Regions from separate parts of the Homo sapiens genome. Here region 1 is linked to region 2. A link is a loop called in an ENCODE intact Hi-C map of the cell type or tissue named here. Cell type or tissue: B cell. All regions are shown on one strand. Each heading gives the region's core, and the rest is flanking DNA. Links, peaks and the distances in the headings are about the cores only. Region 1 has its middle 23 kb from the start of BIRC3. Region 2 has its middle 16 kb from the start of MMP7.

Region 1 (4,400 bases), core at 298-4,297, 250 kb after region 2:
TTTTTTTTTTTTTTGGAGACAGAGTTATGCTCTTGTTGCCCAGGCTGGAGTGCAGTGACGTGATCTCACTCACTGCAACCTCCATCTCCCAGGTTCAAGCAATTCTCCTGCCTCAGCCTCCCAAGTAGCTGGGATTACATTCGCATGCCACCACGCCCGGCTACTTTTTGTATTTTTAGTAGAGATGGGGTTTCGCCATGTTGGCCAGGCTGCTCTTGAACTCCTGACCTCAGGTGATCCATCTGCCTTGGCCTCCCAAAGTGCTGGGATTACAGGCGTGAGCCACCGCACCCGGCCACTATTCTTATAGATAGGAATGAATTTATTTCCCTCCTCCTCTGTGAGAGCTATCTTTTTGAAAAAAGTAGTTTATTGTCTTTACTGGTTATAAAAATAACACATACACCATCATAAAATTAGAAAATATGGACAATTAGGATAATGAGTATGATAGCTAATAGTTTTTTAGTATGTGTGATGTGTTCAGTGCTCTTCTAAATGCTTTACATATGTAAATATGTTAAATTCCTCATATTAGCCATGAGGTAGGAAATATTATTGCCACCATTTTGCTGATGATGAAACTGAGAGGTACGGAGGGGCTAAGTTTTTTTTTCAGGGTCACACAACCAGATAATAAGGATCACAAATAATCACACTGTCTAGAGACAATCATCATTTCAGTGAATATGTTCCGTGCTTTTCTTTATCATATCTTTATTTAAATGAGATATTAAATGACAATTCGTAACCTGCATTTTTTTTAGTCTGTCTTATTTATTTGTTACTCAAAAAATCTTATTTTTGACTAGATTCAGACTTGGAAGTAGAAACTCACAGAGAGGACAGTCTGCGTCTCTTGGCAATCTGTTCTTGATGCTTCTCTTTAGCCTCCTTCATTCTCTTGGCCAAAAGTTTAGCATATTCTGCAGCTACTTCCTTATTTTCCTTAATTCTCTGTTTCTTCAGAGCAATATGCCACCATTCGTGCTGCAGAACATGTGGAGTAACAAGATACTTAGTCGTGGGTGCTTTGGTCCTAGGTTTCTTACCTTCTTTGTTTAAAGCCTTTCTTACAACACACTGGTGGACATCATCATCTTCAGAGAGACTGAAAAGTTTGCAGATTCTGCTAGCTCTTTTGGGCCCGAGATGACAAGGCACCATAGTATCAGTCAGTCCAGGAATATCCTTCTCTCCTTTTTTTACAATAACCAAGTTGAGAATGCTCAGATTGGCATCCACAATGCAACCACGTGCAGATTTTTGCTTTCTTTTTCCAGTTCTTCTTGGTCTGTAACAGGCATGCCTTTTATTCAGCAGCAGGTGGACATGGCCATGGGTCAAGACACCCTGATTCATAGGGAAACCTTGTTTGTCGTTCCCACTGTTGATTCAGACCACATAACCCTTCCATTCTTTACCCAGAGCATCAGCAGCAACTTCTGTGGCCATACACTTCTCATAAAAAGTATGAAGTTTGTGTTCATTGTCCACTTCAATGAGTTTCTGGCAGGCAGTGGCCAGGAAGATGTTCAGCTTCATCTTGAAGCAGCTGATCGCCTTCGAGCCACCATGAAAAAGAGCTGTAGCCTGCATTTTTAACTTAATAATATTGCATCAGCTGGACATGGTAGCACATGCCTATAGTCTCAGCTACTCAGGAGGCTGAGGCGGGAGGATTGCTTGAGCCCAGGAGTTTGAGACCAGCCTAGGCAATATAGTGAGACCCTATCACTGAAAAATTTTTATAATTATCAGGGCATGGTGGAGCATGCTGTAGTCCCAGCTACTCGGGAGGCTGAGGTGGGAGGATTGCTTGAGTCCAGGAGTTAAACGCTGTAGTTAGCTATGATCACACCAGTGTGCTCCAGCCTGGGCAACACAGCAAGATCACATCTCTATTTAAAATAATAACAACAATAATATTGCATGGATAGCTTTCCATGGCAATAAACACAATCTTCACCATCATTTTTATGGCCGCAGTGTTCCACTGTATGAAGTTATGTAACATAGCCATTATATAGTACTTTAAACAATGTTGAGATGAACATCTTATCCATTCATTTTTTGTTCACCCCTCTGATATTTTATCTTGGTACAAATTTCGAGAAGCATTGTCACTAAATCCAAGAGAATGCATCAGTTTATTTTGTATACTTGAATCTAGAGATAATTGTATTTTTTATGCATTCTTTTTATCACTTTTCTAGATTGAATATTAATAACAAAATGGATAATTAGGTGCCTTCCCATTAGAGAGGAAACAGATTGCTATATGTTATTGTTTCAAATCAAACTACTCTCAGTAAATTTGCCAAAAATAAACAGATGAATATATTTCCCCATGAGCTCGCTGGGCTTCTTACAGTTTGTCACACTGGAAACATGTAATGGTGTTGTTAGCACCTTCTAGTGGTGAGAAAGCAAAATCTGACAGTGAAGCCTAGATTTGTACGTGTTGTGTTAAAGTAAAAAATCCAAACAGGAACAGAAAACCAAACACCGCATGTTCTCACTCATAAGTGGGAGCTGAAAAATGAGAACACATGGACACAGGGAGGGGAACATCATACACCAGGGCCTGTCGGAGGGTGGAGGTCAAGGGGAGGGAGAGCATTAGGACAAATACCTAATGCATGCGGGGCTTAAAACCTAGATGACAGGTGCAGCAAACCACCATGGCACATGTATACCTATGTAACAAACCTGCACATTCTGCATATGTATCCTGGAACTTGAAGTAAAATTTAAAAAAATAAAATTAAAGAATACAAAAAAAAAGTAATCTATAGCTTCGTGGTATTTTTACTTTTACTTTTTACTTTTCTTTCGTTTTGTTAATATGACTGCAAAGACTAGGAAAGTCCAAAAAACAAACCAGATATTTTGATGTTAATATGAGCATAATTTCATCTTAAGTGTGAAACCATGTATTGTAGTTCAGCTCTAAAAGGTCAAGATATTTCAGGGAATGTTAGGTGTTTTTTTTAAAAAAGGTCAACTTTTCCCACCGTCTCAGACTTGTAAACACCTACGTAAACTGTAATTGTCTTTGTGGTTAATTACTTCTTTTTGTTTTTTTGGATACGGAGTCTCACTCTGTCACCCAGGCTGGAGTTCAGTGGCCGATCTCTGCTCACTGCAACATCCGCCTCCTGGGTTCAAGCAATTCTCCTGCCTCAGCCTCCCAAGTAACTGGGATTACAGGTGCCCACCATGCCCAGTTAATGTTTGTGTTTTTAGTAGAGACGGGGTTTCGCCATGTTGGCCACTGGTCTCAAACTCCTGAACTCAGGTGATCCGCCCACCTTGGCCTCCCAAAGTGCTGGGATTACAGGCATGAGACACTGTGTCCTCCCAAAGTGCTGGGATTACAGGCTTGAGCCATCGTGCCCGGCCTGTGGTTAATTACTTTTTATTTAACTTCCAGCTCAGCATAATACCACTGACTCATATTTACATAGAAATGCTAACAGGATAGTATTGTGCTAGATCACATTCATCTGGCAACAAGAATAGAAGATGTGACATTGTACATTTAGTAACAAAAGAAAATGCGGCCCTATTAAGACTAGAAAGTACTGAAGAAGAATTATCCTCCTATTTTTTCCAATTGCATAGCCTGCACTGAACGGTACAGCGGATCTCTGTCCTCATCTTATGGTGAGAAAATTTAAAACGCCACTATGAAGATTATCTGTTTGACATGATTCAGAACTGTGAACATCATTCATTTGGCTCTTCCCTTATATGACAAGTCTTCCTAAGTTTTTCTTAGTTTCTAAGGACATTAAGAATGTCCTAAGAGTGTTTCATAGTTCTGAGACTTAGACCTAAGATTATAATAGAGTTATGACCAAGAGTATAAGATCAGTTGTAACTCCTTCTATCTGTGTCCTTCTGTTTCCAGAATATTCCTCCCCACCGGAAGCTTGGGTAGCCTCACTCACTGCTGTTGGCACCACACCTTCTGTAAGAATAACAAGGTGGTGTGCTGAGGAGGCAGTGAGATACCACAGGACACATGAGAAATTCATCCAGGTTGGGCTCAAAATAAGCCCTTCCTGGCCAGGCGTGGTGGCTCACACCTGTAATCCCAGCACTTTGGGAGGCCGAGGCAGGTGGATCACCTGAGGTCAGGAGTTTAAGACCAGCCTGGCCAACATGACGAAACCCCGTCTCTACTCAAAATACAAAAATTAGCCAGGTGTGGTGGGCACCTGTAATCCCAGCTACTTGGGAGACTGAGGCAGGAGAATCGCTTAAACCCAGGAGACGGAGGTTACAGTGAGCTGAGATCGTGCCACTGCGCTCCAGCCTGGGCGACACTGCGAGACTCCATCTCAAATTAAATTAAATTAAATTAAATTAAATTAAATTAAATTAAGTTAAAT
Region 2 (4,400 bases), core at 257-4,256:
AATGCAGTCACCACTTCTCCCTTATCACCACCCTGACCCGGAGGCTGACACTTGGACACTTGGTTGCCAATTAGCACTTGGTTTGCCATGAACTACTGTACAAATTGAAGGTGTCCCCAACTTGTTCTGTTCTCCCTTGAGGCTCAGGGAGGCCATATAATTTCCCCCAGATTACTCAACCACCTCAGATCTTCTGAGGTAGAATTCCCAGGTTCTTTCCAGTGCACTACCTGCCTATTGCATGCGTGCATGCATGTGTGTGTGTGTGTGTGTGTGTGTGTGTGTGTGTGTGTGTCAAAGAGACAGTACCACCTCATAGCCCATGTCAGTGCAACAGCAAGAGGTATACATAGAAGACTTGGTCTCGGCATATTGAGATTTTATTTTTCAGAGGAATCTTTGCTGGATCAAGTTATGAGCCATATTTTTCTGAGTCCTCTATCCCTTGCTCCCTCCATTTCTCCTCCCTTCCGCTTCTCCTTCCATTTCTCCTCCCCTCCCCTTCTCCTTCTTTCAACAAGCACATGTCCTTAGCTGCTTTATTGGGCACCTATGATGCATCAGGTACTGCCTAATCACTATAACATTCATTCTCACAACATCCCTGCACATACGTCTTCTCAATTCTATGCACAGTTCTCAAACTGCATGTTGAGAAACCTGAGCTGCAAATGTGAACCCACAGAATACTTCAAATTTTCAAGGGAAATACAGTGACACTCGATGTTTGCTGGACACTTCACAAACTGCTCGAAGTAGTTCACAATTTCAATAGTAGATGACGCTATATTCCATTAGATATCACTGAATTTTGCAAAGCTGGGTTTTCTGCTGTTGCTGTAATAAAAAGCAAACACTGTGAGGCCGGGTGCGGTGGCTCACGCCTGTAATCCCAGCACTTTGGGAGGCCAAGGTGGGCAGATCACGAGGTCAGAAGTTCGAGACCAGCCTGGCCAACATAGTGAAACCCCTTCTCTACTAAAAATTAGCTGGGCATGGTGGCAGATACCTGTAATCCCAGCTACTGAGGAGATTGAGGCAGGAAAATCACTTGAACTCGGAAGGCAGAAGTTGCAGTGAGCCAAGATCGCGCCACTGCACTCCAACCCAGGTGACAGTGCGAGATTCCGTCTCAAAAAAAAAAAAAAAGGAAACACTGAATGAAAATCAATTGACCTTATTCCAAAAATCAAGAAATTGTATGGTATCCAAAAGGCACACAAATTCCATCCATAAGGAATTGTGACTATTTAAGAATAAAATTAAAATTTATTTTTTCTTTCAGTTTATGGGTATTTTTTTTAAATAGCTACCAAGTTGTTGGGACATACTTAATAAGTTGATTTAGACCTAATTAAATAAACAGGACCGTTAATAAACAGGATTGTTGGTCATTTTTCTGGCCTAAGGGCACTATGAAAAAAATCACTAAGACCCGGGAGGCCAGAAACAAGAAAGTTTTAGACCTTCTATATTAACATGTTTGAGGTAAGAAATTAGGCCCAGGGAAGTTAATACCCTACCCACATCTAAATTTTGAGATTTCAATCCAGAGGTTCCTTATTTCAAAGTCCATGTTGTTTCTACCACCCTACATTGCCTCCTGCATGTCAGGCCACAAACCAGTTCTGTGAACACAAACCAGGGTCATGATCGGTCACCGCCTCAAGGGACTCATAAATGTGGTCAAGTGCGTTGTGGGTGCTGTACCAACACCTCCAGCATCATGCTACCCACACACATTATTTATAACCAACCAGGAACTTCAATTCTGCTTCCCCAATTCTCTGTCTGGCTCATAAGCATACTCCAAACACAGGTCCCTAAGGAAAAAGAATGTCCCTTATACAAAATAACTCTGCTAATAATGTATGGCAATGTGACATCATTTTAGGCAATCTGTGATGAGGCTACACATGCAGGTTGGGGAAGTTCAGTCAATGAAGCAGGCCCTGAAAAAGAAGAACTGGTGGAGTTTTGTATTTACCAAGCAGAACACTTCTAATGGTACAAACACCTTAGGAAATTCTCAGACTGAAATAACTAGTATGTAACATGATGTCAGACTTCCTTCCAAGGAATATATAAAACATTAGAGAATTCTTTCCTTCACCACAAATGAATACAACTTCCTCAAAACAAAAAAGTAGGCAAAAGAAAATCCTGATGGCAAAAGTATTGAATCGATTATTAAATGCCACAAAAAAAAATGTAGTGGCATGCTATATAATTTAATCATGATTTGCATTGAGAGGAAAAAGACCAAAAATAATCAAATGCAAATTATCAAAAAAAAAAAAAAAAAAAAAAAAACAGCTATTGAGTTTAAGGAAACGTAGGAGACTCTTCACATGACCAAGTAGCCAAACCTCTCACGTCACCTATGTCTTTTGCACCAATAGCTCTTCCCCAGCCCATACTTTCAGCCCTGTGGGAGTTCCCTATGACTAATGTAGGGTAGAAAAAATATTATTCCCTCTACCCTCCTAGGTTCTCTGGCTGAGGCCCTAAAAATTAGACCAACAAAGACAAATTCACAGTAAAAAGACAAACGTTGATTAACATGTGTTTACACAAAGGAGCATTCAGTGATGAGTACCTCAAAGCAGTAGTAAGAACTTGGATTTAAATAGCATCTTAACAGAAGAACAACAAATTTTTAGAGAAATGACAAAACAAAAGAAAAGGGCTTTGAGTTTCTATAGCTGCAAATTATGTGAAGGGAAATGCACAAGGGAACTAACTAATGGAAGATAATAGCTAGTTTACAAATTTATGTCACACTTTTAGGCAAATAGGGAAAAGGCAGAGAGCTTTTCTTGTATCTGCTTCTTCTCAATTGCCTTCAGCTTAATATGATCCTTATGCCAAAGTGGCATGTTTTGGGGTGGGATATTATGCTGCCCCTCATTCACTAAGTAGGAAGAAAAAGTTCATGCCTGGCTGACTGAAAATAGGCTACTGCTGCACTTTCACCTCACACAGGGGGACTGTGAAAGGTGATGGGGAAGAGTACTGCTTCCAGTAAGCAGAGCGCTGAGTACATTTGGTGTTGATGATGATGATGATAAGCAGTCACCAACCCGGCATGGCGGGGGAAGTGAAGTGATCATAGTTAAGAGTGCACATAGATTACTGGGTAATCACAAGTTGCTGAGCTGGTTTGTCACATTCTGGATGAAACAAGATACCAAGATTATAAAATCAGAGACAGAGATGTTTGGGAAAGTAGCGCCTGAATGAATTTATGGAATTTTAAGCATAAAATGTGTGGATCTTTGTGTCTCAGATCAATGCCCAAAACAGAACATCTCCTGAGGAGGAAGCACTGAACACCTGTGTGGATAGGATGAGGCATCCACTGGGGGTCAGCCGGCCTGTGTCCTCAGCTACCCAAGGAACAACACTGGGTCCACAAACTGCATGGCCATGGTAATAGGCATGGAGGCAACTCATGAGCCCTGCTACAGTTGACCTAGCCTCTGCTGCTGCGGCTGCTGGAGGTCTGACTTGGCAGCATTAAGGATTGAATCTAAACCCTCAATATGGTACCATCCTTCAATGGCACCAACCAGTCACTTGGTTACAAGTTAATTAAGTCAGAGCCCTTCTACCTTGTAGGGGACAGCAAATCATGCTTATTAGGACTGACAAGGATTACAGGCATGGGTCTGCCTTCATTGCCCTCAGTGCATCCGTCAGAGAGCCCCTGCTAAATGTTTAAATCCTCTGTATATTTCTTTACCTCAGCAAATACCTTTACCATTGTGCAGCCCACATTGCCTTCCAGTTTTGTATGTCTGTAAAATCCAGGTCTTATTCTTCATGAGTTCCCCATTCCTACCACAGGGCCAGACCACATAGCATAAGCTTTACAGATATTTGGTAAGTAAATGAAAGAATAAAAAGTGCATGCAGCTGGGCACAATGGCCCATGCCTTTAATCCCAATGCTTTGGGAGGTCAAGGTGGGAGGGTCATTTGAAGCCAAGAGTTCAAGACAAGTCTGGGCAACATAGCAAGACTGTTTCTACAAAATAAAAAAAAGAAAAATAGCTGATTTGGTGGCATGTGCCTGTACTCTCAGCTACTCGGAAGGATCCCTTGAGCCCAGGAGTTTGAGGCTGCAGTAAGCCATGATCACAGCACTGCACTCCATCCTGGTGACAGAGTAAGATGCTGTCTTTTAAAGAAGGAAGGAAGGAAGGAAGGAAGGAAGGAAGGAAGGAAGGAAGGAAAGAAGGGGGGAAGGAAGGGAAAGAGAAAGAGAGAAAGAGAAAGAAAGACAAAGAAAGAGAAAGAGAGAAAACTCATGCAAATACCCAAATGAGGGATACTAAGAGCTGTAAGTAGGGCAGTAGCAGTGGGTTTGGAGAATCCTCTGTCCTTTGACTCTGAGGG

The links. Peaks named below come from ENCODE experiments on the same cell type or tissue, not always from the same donor. Only the 100,000 strongest peaks of a DNase experiment are listed, where the experiment ranks them.
Region 1: it touches region 2 in a loop (4-fold over the local background); 1 of 110 quality-filtered maps calls a loop at or near these places.

The regions. Positions count from the first base shown.
Region 1 is chr11:102,292,205-102,296,604 of GRCh38, reverse strand. It overlaps the pseudogene RPS6P17. Among named protein-coding and RNA genes, the nearest start is that of BIRC3, 23 kb to the left of the region's middle. In B cell, for the core only: CTCF peaks have their summits at 2,227 and 2,430 (motif pointing left); DNase peaks (open chromatin) are centred at 944 and 2,424; H3K4me3 peaks cover 2,395 bases; H3K27ac peaks cover 3,160 bases.
Region 2 is chr11:102,544,604-102,549,003 of GRCh38, reverse strand. No RefSeq gene overlaps it. Among named protein-coding and RNA genes, the nearest start is that of MMP7, 16 kb to the right of the region's middle. RefSeq lists silencers at 1,656-1,705, 1,856-1,965. In B cell, for the core only: no CTCF peak of the experiment used is centred there; DNase peaks (open chromatin) are centred at 1,813 and 2,373; H3K27ac peaks cover 3,044 bases.